2 separate regions of the Homo sapiens genome follow, and region 2 is linked to region 1. A link is an interaction called in ENCODE POLR2A ChIA-PET data of the cell type or tissue named here. Cell type or tissue: A673. All regions are shown on one strand.

Region 1 (4,000 bases):
TTTACCTCCACCTGCTTTTCTCCCCTCTCCCCAAACACTGCTGCAGAACTTTGATCACTTTTATTCTTTCCATTGGTCTGTTAGTCAATCCTTGGTCAGTATTACAGCTTCATATTTGTGTTGAGGGTCCTTTAGCTTCTTTGAGCTGCCTTGTCTTTTCTTGACCTTTTACTTTTTCATATCAATTTTAGAAAACAGTTTTTAATTTCATAAAAAAACTGTTGGATTTTTATTTCAATGCATCAACTTAATCAATTTATAATATTTCTCATTAATATTTTTTACATTTTTTCCTGTGTATCCTCTATTTTTTATTGCCATTTTAAATAGTACTTTTACATTTTGTAAGATGTAAATTATGTATTTACATGGTTCAAAATTTTGAATGTATAAAAGGATATATAGTGAAAAGCCTCCGTTGTACCCTGACCACTCTTTTGCCAGCTTTGTATGTATTCTTCCCAAAAAACATTTTACACAAGCAAATATATATCCATTTGTTTTCCCCTCTGGTTTTACAAAACTAATTTTTAAAAACACTGGAAAAAACTATGTACTGTTTTATATCCTACTATTTTCAACTAGTAAAAATATCTTTCATGTCTTTCTTTGTGGTAAACAGCTATTTTCTTCTTTTGGTACTTGTTCTCTATTGTAGAATATACCATAAAGTCAGCAAGTGCTGCATTACTGGGTATTTTGGTTTTCCAATCTTTATCTCTTTCAAACAGTGCTTTAGTGAATAACTGTGTACATATGTCACTAAATGGTGTCTTTTAAAACATTGCATTTTCTAATGCTTTGTTGGTACCTGGAAATGGTAATTGGCATTTGTGTATTAATCTTACATTTAAATGATGTTGCTGTATTTTCTTGATCTAATTAGATTCTCTTAACAGATGTTCCTAGGAACACACTGATTTGGCTCTTCTTTTCTGATTATTAATTTTCTGTCAGTAACCTTCTGAGCATCTTTATCAATACAGTGTTAAATATAAGTAGAAGGGGCCGGGCGCGGTGGCTCACGCCTGTAATCCCAGCACTTTGGGAGGCCGAGGCGGGCGGATCACGAGGTCAGGAGATCGAGACCATCCTGGCTAACACAGTGAAACCCCGTCTCTACTAAAAATACAAAAAAATTAGCCGGGCGTGGTGGTGGGCGCCTGTAATCCCAGCTACTCGGGAGGCTGAGGCAGGAGAATGGCATGAACCCAAGAGGCGGAGCTTGCAGTGAGCCGGGATAGCGCCACTGCAGTCCAGCTTGGGCGAAAGAGTGAGACTCCGTCTCAAAAAAAAAAAAAAAAAAAAAAAAAAAAAAATATATATATATAAGTAGAAGGGGCTTTGCTTTGTTTCAGATTTTAAAGGATTGTTGCTGGCATTTTATTACTAAGTATGGTGTTTGTAGATTTTTTGCAGATACTTTTTATTGTGTTAAGGATTAAGTTCTCTCCCCCCATTTTAGTTGTCAGAAAATACTCTGTTGAAAGTCAGTTCTTTGGGATATGTATTTGTTAACTCTTATTTTGTGGCTCAGTGGTCTGTTTTTATAAGTGTTCTGCATATGCTTTCAAAGGAGTTGCATTTGTAATGGTTGAATGCAAAATGTTTCTCTAAGATAAAGTTTGTTTTAACTACACTTTCAAATCTACATGTAATTTTTCTTAGTCTGTTTGTTCTGTCATTACAGAGAGGTGAGTTCAGTCTTCCACTGTGATTGTGGAATTTGTAGATTTGTTGATTTCTACTTATAGTTTGATCATTTTTTTATTTGAATATTTGAAGCTTTGCTATTAGGTACACGTAAATTGAGTTATTTCTTTCTTTATTCATTATAGAATGACTGTTTATGCCAGGTTCAGGTTGAGCATCCCTAATCTGAAATGCTCCAAAATCTAAAACTTTTTAATGTAATTTTTTTTGTTTTTGTTTTTTGTTTTTTCTATAGCCACTAGCAACTGATAAAATCCAGACTTTTTGAGAGCTGACATAACATTCAGAGGAAATGCTTATTGGAGCATTTTGGATTTCCAATTTTTCAGATTAGGGATGCTGAACCAATATAATGCAAATATTCCAAAATCCAAAACACCTGTGGTCCCAAGCATTTCAGATAAAGGGCATTCAGCCTGTATTTTTCTTGAAGATTGTTTTGCTGGCAGCTGTCTTTTGGTTAGTATTTGTTTGATATATCTTTTTCCATCCTTTCAGGCTTAATTTTTTTTTAAATGTAACTCTAAACAACATATAGTTTTAGACAGATTAAATCTCCTCATTGTATCTTCTTTCATTCTTAACTTTCAAATTTTTCATCTCTTTATCTGTTTCGCCTCTAGGTCATATTCTCAGGCTTACCTTCTAGTTTACCAATTTTTTCTTAGCTGCATCTAATCTGATGGTTAATCCATTCTTTCCTAGATGTTATATGTAGCCTTTTTGTAGTCTGTAAAAATGTTTTAAATTTTTTCTTCCTGGTCTTTAATTATTAAAATATTTTTCACAGCTATTTTGATTATTAAAATACCCGTAGAATCATGCTGTAATTCTTTTAGGTCTCAAAAGCCTGTTACATTTGTATTCTTTGTGTTTTTGTTTGTTTTTTAAATCTTGGGGAAGTGCCTTTTGATTCTGTCTTTGGGTGGGTTAGTTTGTCATATGTTCTTTTTTTTCTTTTTTATTTATTTGTTTATTTATTTATTTATTATTTTATTATTATTATACTTTAAGTTTTAGGGTACATGTGCACAATGTGCAGGTTAGTTACATATGTATACATGTGTCATGCTGGTGTGCTGCACCCATTAACTCGTCATTTAGCATTAGGTATATCTCCTAATGCTATCCCTCCCCCCTCCCTCCACCCCACAACAGTCCCCAGAGTGTGATGTTCCCCTTCCTGTGTCCATGTGTTCTCATTGTTCAATTCCCACCTATGAGTGAGAATATGCAGTGTTTGATTTTTTGTTCTTGCGATAGTTTACTGAGAATGATGCATCACTGGCCATCAGAGAAATGCAAATCAAAACCACAATGAGATGCCATCTCACACCAGTCAGAATGGCAATCATTAAAAAGTCAGGAAACAACAGGTGCTGGAGAGGATGTGGAGAAATAGGAACACTTTTACACTGTTGGTGGGACTGTAAACTAGTTCAACCCTTGTGGAAGTCAGTGTGGCAATTCCTCAGGGATCTAGAACTAGAAATACCATTTGACCCAGCCATCCCATTACTGGGTATATACCCAAAGGACTATAAATCATGCTGCTATAAAGACACATGCACACGTATGTTTATTGCGGCACTATTCACAATAGCAAAGACTTGGAACCAACCCAAATGTCCAACAGTGATAGACTGGATTAAGAAAATGTGGTACATATACACCATGGAATACTATGCAGCCATAAAAAATGATGAGTTCATGTCCTTTGTAGGGACATGGATGAAATTGGAAATCATCATATGTTCTTTTAAGTTTGGAGTGAACTCATCTTTGTCAAAGATTTATCCATGGTAATTCTATGAGGTTGAGGGCAGGGCCCTCAGAGTTTCTGTCTTTGTTTTTGCCAGATATTCCTAAATTATCACAGCCCCAGTACTGTTTCTCTACTCCTAACCCTCACTGCTCAAAAAAAGCTTTTTTTTAAATTTCATTTTGTTTTGAAGTAATTAGGAATTCACAGGAGATTGCAAATAAATGTACAGGGAAACTTTGTTTATCCTTACCCCAACTTCTCCAGTGTTAACATCTAACATCTTATCTATAGCATAGTATCAAAACCAAACAATTGACATTGGTACAATCCATAGAGTTTATTCACATTTCACCAGTATACATGCACTTGGGTGTATGTCTGTATGTAGCTTTTTGTAGTTTTATCATATGTGTAGCCCATTTCCATAGTCAAGATACTCATCTATAACATCCTAAGATTCCTTTTTATTACCCCTTTATAGCCACAACCCTCCCCTGGCCCCTGGCCCCAACCCCTGGCAAC
Region 2 (4,000 bases), 65 kb before region 1:
AAAATTCTAATTGTCACATTAGTTGGTAACATTTAGTTTTAATATATGAAAAAGGAAATGTTTTTCTGCTGTATTGTAGATAGTGTGTATATTTTTAGATAAATGGGATTTTTAAAGTTATATATTGTGTTCTTTACAAGCATGAAGCATTTTGTTTATTCAAATTCATGAATGTCTCATTAGTAATATTTAAGTAACATTTTATTGTTGACTACTTGTGGAAGTTTTTACATGGATGATCAGAAGAATTTTTTCAGTTAGAAATCTTCAGTTTCTGCTTTTTTCTTTTTTCACCAGACGTTTTACACACACACATATATATATCACATTAAAGAACATTTTATTAAGAATATGTGTGTGTGTATTATTGTTGTCATTATTCTTGTTTTAAATGTTCAGTCCAGGACCTTGCTGTAACCCAGACCGCATACTCAGATGCTGTATTACTTTAGGACAAAGTATGGTACTCTTGGAGTCTGAGAAAAAGTAGAGTACATCTTTTTTTTTTTTTTTTTTGAGACGGAGTCTCCCTCTGTTGCCAGGTTGGAGTGCAGTGGCGCGATCTCGGCTCACTGCAACCTCCACCTCCCGGGTTCAAGCGATTCTCCTGCCTCAGCTTCCCGAGTAGCTGGGATTACAGGCGTGCACCGCCACACCCAGCTAATTTTTGTATTTTTAGTAGAGACGGGGTTTCACCATGTTGGCCAGGATGGTCTCGATCTGTTGGCCAGGATGGTCTCAATCTCTTGACCTCGTGATCCGCCTGCCTTGGCCTCCCAAAGTGCTGGGATTACAGGCGTGAGTCACTGCGCTTGGCCACATTTTTACTTAATTTCATTTCTTCGCTAAATTGGGAGACTCAGTACAGTAGTAGCTGCAAGTGAAATTCCTGGGATAATTACTATGTAGGTGAATCTTGAATAGTTCTTGATGTCACTGGTAAAAGCAATTTTGTCTCTGTGGAAAGAATATGGGCGTAGGGTGAGGGAGGTGAGGAGGTGGATCATTAGTCTTCACTTGATTGTCTTTCATAGCAAGTCCAACCCTTGAAATCTTCAAAGTTTTTTTTTTTTTTTTTTTTTTTTTGAGGCGGAGTCTCACTCTGTCACCCAGGCTGGAGTGCAGTGGCGCAATCTCGGCTCACTGCAAGCTCCGCCTCCCGGGTTCACGCCATTCTCCCGCCTCAGCCTCCCGAGTAGCTGGGACTACAGGCGCCTGCCACCACGCCCGGCTAATTTTGTTTTTGTATTTTTAGTAGAGACAGGGTTTCACCATGTTAGCCAGCATGGTCTCGATCTCCTGACTTCGTGATCCGCCCGCCTCGGCCTCCCAAAGTGCTGGGATTACAGGCGTGAGCCACCGCGCCCGGCGAAATCTTCAAAGTTTGCCTTAGGGAGTCTAGGATTGGAGAGAAGCTCTCAGACCAGCAAAGCAATAGGTCAAGGGAGGAGAGTAGTGCGAATCAGGCAACAGAGGACAGACCAGAAAAAGAAACTGTAGAGTTAATACCTGGAACCCTCAAAAAGTAAAAAGAAAGGAGATGATAGATGACCAATGTTTTAAGTATAATAAGTACGATAATAAATAGCCTGTCGTCCTAACTGGAAACCATTACCATTGAATTTTTTGAAGGAGACTGAGCTGGGAGTGGAGGCATGTTGGGGGTAGTAGAGATGTTGGGGGCAGAACTAACTCATTTCCAGTGACAGTGGAGGGAAAAATAAAAAATTAGTGTTAGTCCACTTGAGGCAGTGTGGTGGGATGGTTGTGCCTGTTTTCTAAGTTCTACATAACTAGCAAATAAGGAAATTTTGGAACCTATTCAATTTTGTTTATTAAGAAATGTTTTAAAAATTGAATTATTGGTTGAGGATTACTCTATATTTGTATATTAATGTAGCAATATATAATGAAACTTTATGTTTTTCTCAAACTTCTTATACATTGTGATACATTTACTTATTATTGAATCATGCTTGGATATATATTGTTAAAAAAGTTTTTCTCAAAGCTCTACATTTTCTAGATCTTTCTCAGCTCCACTTCTCTTAGCTTTCAGTTTTTTCGTGCTCAGTAAATCAAATAGACATAGGAAATTTTACCAGCTTCTCCTCCGTATGTTCACATTTCAGCTGAGAATGAGTCTAAGAAAAATTAAATCAAAGATTATCTTATAATGCTAACACCAGTATGTAGAATTGGTGTGTAGTTCCTTACTTGGAGAACAATTAATATTTAATTGATTTTGTGTTGCAGCAAATTATTGTTTATGTGATGCTCTCCACTGGTTCTTAAATTTATAATTACTGTGAAGTAATTCTGTTTTTAAAATCACTAAAAATTAATTGCTATTATATCAAAAGAATTATTACATTTTATATTGATAAAAATATAGATTTTCCAATTTAAAATCACCATATATTATTTCATATTTTCCTTCCTTGATGCACCATCTTTTATTTATCAAATGTTGTTCTTAGTCTTTGGATTCTTTTAAAAGTGTGACCTGAAGTACCTCATTGAACCAAACACTGTTTATAATTTTTTATTGCTGTTTCAATTAGGTACTACCACGATTTAATTTCCTTTAAAGTGATATGTCTTTACTTTGAAACCACATTAAAGATTTGTGATCTTTATAGAGACTAAATGAAACTTTTTTAGCTGCTGTGGTTCATTCTAGTAACTTTTGATGATTGATAAGATTTCAACTAATATTTAGTTTGTATAAAGCGGGATATAGTATGGTGTTTTTTTTCCTTCCCCTTATGAGGCAGTTTCTACCCTCTTCCCACAGTAGTGTATGCTCTGGATTGTATCTTGGTCTAGAATTTAATATTGTTTTCTAATGTCATAATATACTGTCATTATCTGATACTTGCAAATCTAGTTGAATTACCCAATTATGTCATTGGATTAGATTTTTACTATAGTTTCAGTTTTTGAATGTTTTATTTACATACATATATATATATAGAGAGAGTTTTTTTGTTTTTTTTGAGATGGAGTCTCGCTTTGTCGCCCAGGCTGGAGTGCGGTGGTGTGATCTCGGCTCACTGCAAGCTCTGCCTCCTGGGTTCATGCTATTCTCCTGCCTCAGCCTCCAGAGTAGCTGGGACTACAGGCGCCCGCCACCATGCCCAGCTAATTTTTTTTTTTTTTTTGTATTTTTAGTAGAGACGGAGTTTTGCCATGTTAGCCAGGATGGTCTCGATCTCCTGACCTCATGATCCGCCCGCCTCGGCCTCCCAAAGTGCTGGGATTACAGGCACGAGCCACTGTGCCTGGCCCTTAAAAAATATTTTTATGTTTACATCAAATCTAACAGAGCTTAAACGTAAAATAAAATAAAAATATTTTTACAATTTGCCTTTTTTGTTATTACTAATAATGGTAAAATAGTCTGATAATTACTTTTAACACCTTTGAATTTTATGTCAGTGTAGTATAGATTATAGAAACACCTCGACTTTTTCTAGTTCTACAGTCTGTCCTGTTTTGAAAGTTGTTTCTATCAACATTGAGTTTTGTTTTGTTTTGTTTTTGTGTTACTGGAAAATAAATATGCTTGATCAGATTGTTTTGACTTCTGTCAGGCAAAGAAAATACTAAAATATCATTCATTTTTCTCAACCTGATTTTTGGAACATAACTGCTGTTGTCCCTTAAACTTATGAAACATAATTTCTGCTATGAAAATTTTCACCCAATTTTATTTTTCCATTTTCTTTAGCATAACTCTTTTTCAGTTAACCAGTTGATGGTTAACAACTTTGAGTTACTAAATTTTGAAGCAATTTTTGTAAGTAACTTTTATAAAGTAAACATTTTGTACTGTATCTTCTGAGGTTGATTGTACTATGAAAACTTCACTGTGTGAGTAGGATCATATTCGTTCACTCTGCAGAAGAGGTACAATTCTAGCCAACAGATCTCACAGCTGTTATAAATTCACCAGTAAGGCATGTTTTAGAAGATATTATCTCTGTTTACCTGTGAC

Evidence for each region. ChIA-PET counts read pairs that join two places held together with the same protein. Peaks named below come from ENCODE experiments on the same cell type or tissue, not always from the same donor. Only the 100,000 strongest peaks of a DNase experiment are listed, where the experiment ranks them.
Region 2: POLR2A ChIA-PET joins it to region 1 with 6 read pairs; 2 of 35 experiments call an interaction of 5 or more read pairs at or near these places.

Annotation. Positions count from the first base shown.
Region 1 is chr13:45,980,733-45,984,732 of GRCh38, reverse strand. All of the region lies in intron 10 of ZC3H13 (zinc finger CCCH-type containing 13), which reads left to right. Among named protein-coding and RNA genes, the nearest start is that of ZC3H13, 70 kb to the left of the region's middle. In A673, no CTCF peak of the experiment used is centred here; no DNase peak of the experiment used is centred here; H3K27ac peaks cover 163 bases.
Region 2 is chr13:46,045,667-46,049,666 of GRCh38, reverse strand. All of the region lies in intron 1 of ZC3H13 (zinc finger CCCH-type containing 13), which reads left to right. Among named protein-coding and RNA genes, the nearest start is that of ZC3H13, 5.1 kb to the left of the region's middle. In A673, a CTCF peak has its summit at 1,772; a DNase peak (open chromatin) is centred at 1,736; H3K4me3 peaks cover 3,786 bases; H3K27ac peaks cover 4,000 bases.